Linked DNA regions of Homo sapiens: region 2 is linked to region 1. Evidence: chromatin contacts called from ENCODE Hi-C or POLR2A ChIA-PET data. All regions are on one chromosome and are shown on one strand. Each heading gives the region's core, a stretch centred on a gene start or an enhancer-like site at or near the end of the contact. The rest is flanking DNA. Distances are from core to core; before and after follow the strand shown.

The links. A loop is a pair of places that touch in the nucleus more often than their neighbours do. ChIA-PET counts read pairs that join two places held with the same protein, here RNA polymerase II (POLR2A). Pooled maps may share reads with other maps.
Region 2: a map of PC-9 shows a loop between it and region 1 (9-fold over the local background). The contact joins the enhancer-like site here to the promoter of BRD8 in region 1. A Hi-C loop is called at or near these places in 1 of 168 maps with a recorded cell type or tissue (PC-9) and 2 of 50 pooled maps. POLR2A ChIA-PET finds 5 or more read pairs at or near these places in 1 of 52 experiments (PC-9).

What each region holds. Positions count from the first base shown.
Region 1 is chr5:138,175,169-138,179,879 of GRCh38, reverse strand. It overlaps BRD8 (bromodomain containing 8), which reads left to right and starts at 1,250. Exons shown (of 27, transcript NM_139199.2): 1 at 1,250-1,284; 2 at 2,213-2,309. The coding sequence starts at 1,266. It overlaps KIF20A (kinesin family member 20A), which reads right to left and starts at 768. Exons shown (of 19, transcript NM_005733.3): 1 at 678-768; 2 at 35-220. The coding sequence starts at 199. RefSeq lists enhancers at 939-1,108, 1,249-1,298, 1,006-1,300.
Region 2 is chr5:143,921,083-143,925,793 of GRCh38, reverse strand. No RefSeq gene overlaps it. Among named protein-coding and RNA genes, the nearest start is that of HMHB1, 110 kb to the right of the region's middle. Within about 2 kb of position 2,898, at least 6 of the 41 ENCODE cell types and tissues checked have a DNase peak (open chromatin) inside an H3K27ac peak, as active enhancers do; they include PC-9, where a contact is called at or near this core.

The DNA of each region.
Region 1 (4,711 bases), core at 1-2,500:
ACTTTCCGCCCCAGCCACTCCCCAGTTCCTTTACCTGCTGCTTGTCCTCTAGGGAGGTAGAGACGACAGAGCAGTCTGATAGCAGGTTCTTGCGTACCACAGACCCCAAATCTGCAGCTGTGGACTCAAACATGGGAGAAACTACGACATCGTCATCGGACAGCAAGCCCGCTGGCGGAGAAAGGATCCCTTGCGACATGACGGCAGGGGCAGCCTAGGTCTAAAAAGAGACCAAAAAGTGGGCAGGGAGAAGAACCTTTAGGGACAGAAGGGGCCGCGAATTTTAGGTAATAAGTCCCTTGCCCCAGGACACCGTGTCCCGCTTCCTACTTCTTTTCCCCTCCAATTATCGGCAAAGGGGAAGGGAATGAGAGAAGTTCACTTAATGAACAATTGAGAGAAGTTTGAGGCGGCATTTCTGAACGCGAACAGAAGTCCACAGACATCTGGCTCCAAAAGCAGAAGGCTACGCCTAAAGTAGGGCACCTCGCCCGCCGGTGCTGTGGAGGTGGTGTCAGGATCCCTCGGCTCCTTCTCTAACCTCACCCCAAGGACCACCGTGAGAACAGAGATGCAGCATTAAGAGAAAAACAGATGGCTGCAGCTCCGATTTCTTAAAGCCTATTCCGCGCGGGCAAGAGCTGGTAACCCGGGCTCCAGCACAGCCGCACACTCACCCGAAGACGTGCCACTTGCTCCTCCTGGGATACTGGCTTACTCACACCTAGTCGCCGAAGCTGGACTTTCGCAGCCGCAGAGCACAACTCCGCCCACGAGGTGCAGCTTTGTTACAGATACAATATTTTAAATTACGCGCTGCGTTCGTTCGGCCAATCAGATAGGGAAGCCTGCAGCTACCAATCCGCGTAAGGAAAGGGGGCGGGCCTGACTGGAATTCCAGTCGTTCGCTTCTGCTTGACCTCTGAGTTCTAATGTGGGTCCGGGTTACCAACTGTCGTGGATTCGCACTTATTTTGCCTGGGATTCTTCCAACTTAACCTTTTTCCTTGAACCTTAGACATTTCTTACCTAAGAGCCTAAAGGAAATCTTGAGGCTTCAGCAGCCAACTCCTGTCCTTCCTTAGCAACAATCTTAACAGGAGTGCACAGGGTAACTGGTTTAGGGTGCTTGCTTTGTCTTAAGGGGAAAAACGACATTTCCCAGGAGGCACCGCGAACCAACGCCGGTACACTATTTCCCAGAATTCCAGGGTTTCGGCCCTTCCAGACCGTCTCTCCTCAGGGTTGGAGACTTCGGGGCCAAGATGGCGACGGGAACGGGCAGTGAGTATCTGAGCAGGTTTTGCGTGAAAGGCCTTTGTAGATCCGAGGCTAGGCACCATATTTTTGTTACACGCTTAGGGAGTGGGAGAAGTGGGTTGCTTGAGAGCCCAGGGTTTTCAGAGACCTGCGCTCTACAGCATCGTGAAGACCAACGTTTGGGGGCCCAGAAATCTGGGGTCTTGTTTCTCAGGGAGAGAGCGGAGGTGTGAGAGAAGCAGCTTAGTGAATCCTAGTGTGTTAGGAACTCTGCGGGTTAACCGTAAAAGCACTCTAGAAACTTGGGCGTGCAGACGAAAAGATGTTATGAGCCAGACGGAGTAACCGGCACCTCAAAGAGCCATTCATTTTTTTGTCTGACGTTTGTGAGGCAGTGGAAGTGGGGTCTTTTAACCATGAGCTTTTCTTGCCACTCAGGAAATTGCATCTCGGGGATTTCAGCCATTTTTCTTTTTTTGGACTGAAAAGCTCTTTTACCCCCGACATTTGGAGTAGAGGATCTGAGAGAAGTAAACAAGTTTATGCTAAGAGGGAGGCGGGGTAGTAGGAGGGGCTGGCCGCTCGGGTTCCTGGGAAATAAGCCCTGAATAAGTTCAAACTGGAATAAAGTCCAGTATTCTTAAAACTGGGCTTTTAGGGAGAACTGCCTAATCTGACATTCCCTGTTTCTTAATAAAGCGGAGCTTCAAGCCATGGCGTTTTAAGAAATAAAATGTTAATAATTCACATGCAACGAATAGGTACCCCGGTCACTGGTGATATTTCACTTGGAGAGGTGAAAATCAAGATTTGGTTATAGTAGCTCACTTTGTCCTAACAAGTTGGGATGTTTTGTATTAGGCTTTTAGTCCTCTTTTTGGGGATTTTGGAGCTTAGCACTACAGTCTCAGTGGTTGTTTCCAAGGCTTTTTTTTTTTTCTCCCTTTCCCAGAACACAAGCTGCTAAGCACTGGCCCCACAGAGCCATGGTCCATCCGAGAGAAGCTATGTTTAGCATCTTCTGTCATGAGAAGTGGCGATCAAAATTGGTAAGGTATCTAGGATGTCAGCTTTTCTGGGTCTTAGAAATTGTTAGATACTCTTTCACATCGGTAGATTTCTATAGTTAATCATATTAAGCTGTAAGTAGACTTTCTTTTCTTTTTCTTCTTTTTTTGAGACTGAGTCTCCTTCTGTTGCCCAGGCTGGAGTGCAGTGGTGCGGACACGCCCAGCTAATTTTTGTATTTTTTAGTAGAGACAGAGTTTCGCCATGTTGGCCAGGCTGGTCTCGAACTCCTGACCTCAGGTGATCCCCCCACCTCGGCCTGCCAGAGTGCTGGGATTACAGGTGTGAGCCACTGCGCCTGGCCATGCCTGGCTAATTTTGTATTTTTAGTAGAGACGGGGTTTCACCATGTTGGCCACGATGGTCTCAATCTCCTGACCTCATGATCTGTCCGCCTCGGCCTCCCAAAGTGCTGGGATTACAGGCGTGAGCCACTGCCAGGCCTATTTTTTTTTTTTTTTTTTTGAGACAAGATTGCACTCTGTGGCCCAGGCTGGAGGGCAGTGGTGTGATCTTGGCTCACTGCAACCTCCATATCTCAGGCTCAAATGATCCTCCACCTCAGCCTCTTGAGTAGCTGGGACTACAGGTGCACACCACCATGCCCAGCTAATTTTTTTTATTTTTTTGTAGAGATGGGGGTTTCATCATGTTTCCTAGGCTGGTCTCGAACTCCTGCGTTCGAGCGATCCGCCCAACCTACTGGGATTACAGGTGTGAGCCACCAGGCCAGCTGTATTTCTTTTTTTAAACAGCTTTATTGAGATATAATTCACATACTATAAAATTAACCTACTTAAAATGTACAATATAATGGTTTTTAGTATATTCACAGTTGTGCAACCATCACCACAATCTAATTTTAGAACATTTTATTCTAAGAAAAACCCCTTACTCCTTAACTGTCAGTCCATGTTGTCCCCTCCTCACCACCCCCAAGCAAGCACTCATCTACTTTCTATTAATTAATTAATTAATTTGAGACAGAGTCTCACTGTCACACAGGCTGGAGTGTAGTAGTTAGATCTTGGCTCACTGCAACCTCCGCCTCCCAGGTTCAAGCGATTATCGTGCCTTAGCCTCCCAAGTAGCTGGGATTACAGCCATGCGCCACGAGTGGCCTGGCTAATTTTTGTATTTTTAGTAGAGATGAGGTTTTGTCCAGGCTGGTCTTGAAGTAATGCACCAGTCCTGGCCTCCAAAAGTGCTGGGATTACAAGTGTGAGCCACCATACCCAGCCAACTCTCTTGTCTCTGTAGATTTGCCTATTCTGGATATTTCATACAAATGGAATGATACGTGCTCTTCTGGACTTTTTTTTGTTTTTTTTAATCACTTGACATAACACTTTTTAAGGTTCATTCTTATGTAGCATGTATCAATACTTAATTCCTTTTTTAGCTGAATAATAATCTGTTGTATGAATATACCAAGTTTTATTTATCCATCACTTGATAGACAATTGGGTTGTTTCCACTTTTTGGCCATTATGAATAATGCTGATGATGTGCACATTCGTGTACAAGGTTGTGGACAATGTTTTTAATTCTCTTGAGTTTTTTATTCAAGGAGTGAAATTGCTGGGTTATGTAGTAACTTTATTATGTTTGACTTTTTTTTTTTTTTTTTTTTTTTTTTGCAGACAGGGTCTCACTGTCACCCAGGCTGGAGTGCAGTAGTGCGATCGTGGTTCACTGCAACCTCTGCCTCCTGGGCTCAAGTGATCCTCCGGCCTCAGCCTCCTGAGTAGCCGGGACTACAGGCACATGCCATCACCCCTGGCTAATTTTTGTATTTTTTGGTAGGGATGGGGTTTTGCCATGTTGCCCAGGCTGAACTTTTTTTTTTTTTTTAATTTAAATATTTATGTTTTTGTAGAGACGAGGTCCCACTATGTTCCCCAGGCTGGTCTCCAACTCTTGGCCTCAAGTGATCCTCCCAGTTTAGCATCCTGAGTAGTTGGGAATACAGACCCTTGCCACCATGCTTGACTAATTTTTTGTGTTTTTTGTCACTTGTTGCCCAGGCTGGTCTTGAACTCCTGGGCTCAAGTGATCCTCCCACCTTAGCCTCCTAAAGTGCTAGGATTATAGGCGTGAGCCATCACTCCCAGCCTAGAACTATCATCATTTTACCTTTCTCGGTATCAGCCCCTCACCCCCTTTCTTTTGAATCATCCATTATGAATTTAACTCTCTTGCCACATTTATAAACAATTCAGTACTTTGCTGATTGTCATGCTTCCTAGCATTTTTTTTGTTTGTTTTTTAAATCTAATTTTTGAAGTAATATGTGGCCACCATAAAAACAAAAACACTATATAGAAAGCAATAGCAACAAAGAAATGGGTTAAAAACTTAAGTTTAAGGCCGGGCGCAGTGG
Region 2 (4,711 bases), core at 1,649-4,148, 5.7 Mb before region 1:
CACCCCAAAAAACTTGTCATCCCTACTGTCTTCTGTCTAGTCATACTCCTATTCACCGTTCTCAAGTACTCATAAATGCCCTGCTCTTGTTTACACTGCCAGTTTACACTGTTTCTCCAAACCATCACAGCTGATATCTCCTGGTGCTATCAATTCATACAAAACCATATCCAGGCCATCACCAATAATTCTACAGAACAAATGTTTCTTCTAACAACCCCACAATATCACCCCTTACCACAAAATCTTCCTTCAGCTTAATCTCTCCCACTCTAGGTTCCCACGCCGCCCTTAATCCCGCTCGAAGCAGCCCTGAGAAACATCGCCCATTATCTCTCCCTACCACCCCCAAAAATTTTCGCCATCCTAACACTTTACCACTATTTCATTTTATTTTTCTTATTAATTTAAGAAGACAGGAATGTCAGGCCTCTGAGCCCAAGCTAAGCCATCATATCCCCTGTGACCTGCACGTACACATCCAGATGGCCAGTTCCTGCCTTAACTGATGACATTCCACCACAAAAGAAGTGAAAATGGCCTGTTCCTGCCTTAACTGATGACATTATCTTGTGAAATTCCTTCTCCTGTCTCATCCTGGCTCAAAAGCTCCCCTACTGAGCACCTTGTGACCCCTACACCTGCCCGCCAGAGAACAACCCCCCCTTTGACAGTAATTTTCCTTTACCTACCCAAATCCTATAAAACAGCCCCACCCCATCTCCCTTCGCTGACTGTCTTTTCAGACTCAGCCAGCCTGCACCCAGGTGAAATAAACAGCCTTTTTGCTCAAAAAAAAAAAAAAAAAAAAAAACAATGCAAATAACAGAATGCAAAATATAAAATAGACCATTTTTATAAAATTTCGAGTCACAAATAATGCTATAACATTTTGTGTCTGCCTAACTAGTAAAATATGAAATCATGAATTGGAGGATATTCAACAAGTTCCAAAGAGATGCTGACTCTGGAGAGGGAGAGAAAGAGAAGGGGATATTCCATCTGGAAGGGATACAAAAATACTGCAGCTTTCTTTGTAATGTTTTATTTTGTCTTTATTAAACACAATTTTAGAAGCATATATGGCAAAATGTTAATTAATTCTGGGATGAGGACACATGAATATTTTCATACTATGTACTTTTCTGTGGTAATTGTTTTTCCAAATAAAATAACAAAACTTCAGTCACTTTTTGTTACTCAGTGCACTGTAATACTGTATCAGTTGAATTTAAGGAACCGTGACTCTAAATTGTTAAATATACTGCATTTTATTCATTTACAGTGTTTATACTGGATGACTAAACTAGGGCGTTGGAACACGGTCCATGGAATTTCAGTCTAATTAGTTCTCATTTATATGCTTGGTAAATGTAGGGAAAGTAGAATTTTAAACATCTGTTTATTCAAGGTACACAAACCAGAAAATGTTTTCTTTGGTTTTCTAATATTATCCTGTGCCAACATGAGTATTATCATCAGTTTACAGGATTTTTCCCACTGAGAGATTCAGGGTTAATGTTGCTATATAAATGGCACCTGGATCCTATTTTGGGAGAATTTATATATCCGTACAAAGTGTGGAAACGAGAGAATTTTAGTGCAGAGCGTCTCATTTAAGTATAAACAATATGAAAATCACTTTTCATGCTATAGAGTTGTAGCTTTTTCTCTCTCATATTTCCTGCAAGTGTGACTCATCTTGTCTGAGCCCTAGAGCTGACATGGATAGTTACCTAGGTCTCAGTAAGAAACTGAAAGAGAACACAGGCAAGGGAGAAAGGTAGAAATAAGGTTTGGCCTAAGAAAGACTTGGGTTTAAATTCTGGCTCTGTCATTTGCTCATTGCATGACTTTAAGCAGACTACTGAAGCCCAGCTGTAAATCAGAGATAATTAGAGTGATGCATCATGGATTGGATGAGAATTAAAGGAGATCCAGCATGTACATGCATTTCAGAGCAAAACCAAGACATGGTACACTCAGGAGTGGTGGCCATTGTATTTATTGCTGTTGTTGCTGTCGCCATTATATCTAAAGGGCCTAAATCCTTATTTCCTTTTAGCAGGCACAAAGCTATGCCCACTTAGAATCGAATTCAGCAAGTTGTTTGTGCTTCTTTGATATGCTGCTGCTGACCTAGTAAGGGATAAAGAACGAGGAAAATTTGGAGCCTTTTTAGAGAATATTAAGGATGAACCTCACCAAGGTTTGATTTATTTTTCTTTTTATTTTTTGTTTAGTTTCATTAGTTTTTCTTTTACTTTTTTTTAAAGCTTTTTTCAAAGAGGAGATGGGAAGCTATTTCTTAAGGAGACAAAGACATCGTTGTTGCCATCCAATTCCAATTTCAGTTCTCTTTCTACTCACAGTTTCATCCTCCTGGTTCTCACTTTCTCCTTCTAATAAATGCACCCCATATTTCATTACAAAGATCATTTCTTTCATCCACACTCAAGGTTGAAAATCAATCTCATAGACTACTTCCTCCTTAACTGTTTGCTGATAATGACTTAAACCCATTCACTTTCCCAGAATAAGAACAATAAAGGTAGTATTTTAATAGTGAAAGTTTTCAAAAACTTTTTTACTAGTGAAAGGTTTCAAAAAGTCTTTAAAAGTTGCTAATCCTAGAATTTCAGTATTGTGACAGGATGGCAAAATAGCCACTTTTGTGACAAAAGCCTTAATTACATAGCATTCAAGTATGCCATCTAAGTGTCAAACTCTTCTGTTCTACTTTCAGATTGGCCTTGATTCTTGCTTCATGTGACATGCGAGCCATCATGTTCCCTTCTCAAGCCCACAGAGGACCTCACTAATTGAGCACAGTATTCCTTCTGGCAGGACCTGGTTGTGACTCACAATTCTTCCTGACACAGCACTCCAAGTAGTAACCGTCAATCTTAGCCAATAAGGAAATTGAAACCTATTGGCCCTCAGTAGCTTAAAATGTATTTGTTGATTTTCCAGTTGTAGAAAAGAAAAGTGCAAAGTGACTCATTTAAAGAAGAATTAGAAAACAATAGAAAGGAAATCATGGTCTCTGCTTTAGTTTTATTTACATATTTATTTACTTACTGAGATAGGGTCTCACTCTGTCACTCAGGCTGGAGTGCAGTGGCGTGATCATAGCTCATTGAGGCTCAACCTCCTGGGCTCAAGCAATTCTTCCACCTCAGCCTCCTGAGTAGCTGGATCCACAGGCACACACCACCACACCCAGCTAATTTTTGTAATTCGTGTAGAGACAGGGTTTCGCCGTGTTGCCCAGGCCGGTGTTGAACCTGAGCTCAAGCAATTTTCTCACCTCAGCCTCCCTAAGTAGTAGGATTACAGGCTGCTTTAATTTTAACTAGCAACCCATATATTCAGGACTATAGAAGGAACTTACTATAAAGTGAAATAAAATATAGTCATATACAAGTAATATTTTTTAAACTTTGGAATGAGCATTTAATAATCCTGTGAAAGGAGAATTTTCTTTATTTTTTAAATGACAGAAAATTACAAAGCCATTGTTCTTCCTAATAAGTTCCTATTATGTTTTAGATTTATTTTAAGCTAGAGATAGAAAACTGTTCCTACCATGATGTCATGTTGTATTTATTTCTGGTCTCATCAATTGAGTCAATCAAGAGACACTCTCATGACACCTTCTTGCCAGAATGAACACTGTGAAGTAGGTTTAGAGCCCAGCCAGACAGATTTCGAATTGGTTGAGTGATGTAAACTTTCATGATGGATTAAATGGAGAAGGTGAGAACCAAAAAAGGAGTCCAATATGATCTTGAAGTTTTGAGTCTTGAAGTCTGGGAAAACAAGGGATCTTCATAAACACAGAAAGTCAGTAGGAGAAAGCAGCTGTTCTGGGAGACAGGAAAAAAAAAGTTCAGATTTAGATTTTTTTGAGATTTAAATTTAGAATTCAAGGGACTTCATAATGGAGAACATCTCACATGTATTTGGCATTACAGGCCTGGCCTTTGAAAGCCTGGGGGTAAAGATTTTGAAATCTTGTCCTCAAGGGATGGTAGAAAGAAATGTTGTCCAATTTCAACCCCATTTCTCATCTGAAAGATATTTGAAGGATGCCAGAAATTGAGAAAAGGCAGAGCTGATTCTACAGTGAGTCACTGGGATTCTGAAGAAATATGAGTGGCAGCTCCAGAATTTCTATATGAGGAGGAGGAGGCAATTTACAAGTGGAAGTCTGGTTGTAAGATGTAATAAGCTTGTTGTATATATGGCAGCTTACAACAGATTGAAAAAATAGATGTTTACTTTCAGAATACAGAAGGGAAATTGCAGAGATTATGAGAGAGTGCCTAAGAAGTTACCAGTGTCTTATGCATTGATTAGGTAGAAAAGATTAGGTAGAACTTTCAGACAGTTTGAACTCTCCAGGCTCTACTAGAATGATAATCCATTTCTGTATAAAAACATACAAAATCAGTAAGTTACTGAATAAAAGTGATCATAGCATAATTTGATGTTAGATAATCTATAAAATATATAATAAAGGCAGTTCAAGCAATTCAAAATTTATTTGAATTTTTCAGTTATGTTGACACTATTCCTAGTTGAGAAATAAAGTTGTGTTTATTTTAGTGAAAAGGTGACATACCTTGACCAGTGTTCCTTGGAGTCTCCACTCTTTACCAAGGACATTTAGCAAACATGGCAATAAAAACACATTTAGATCTGTGAG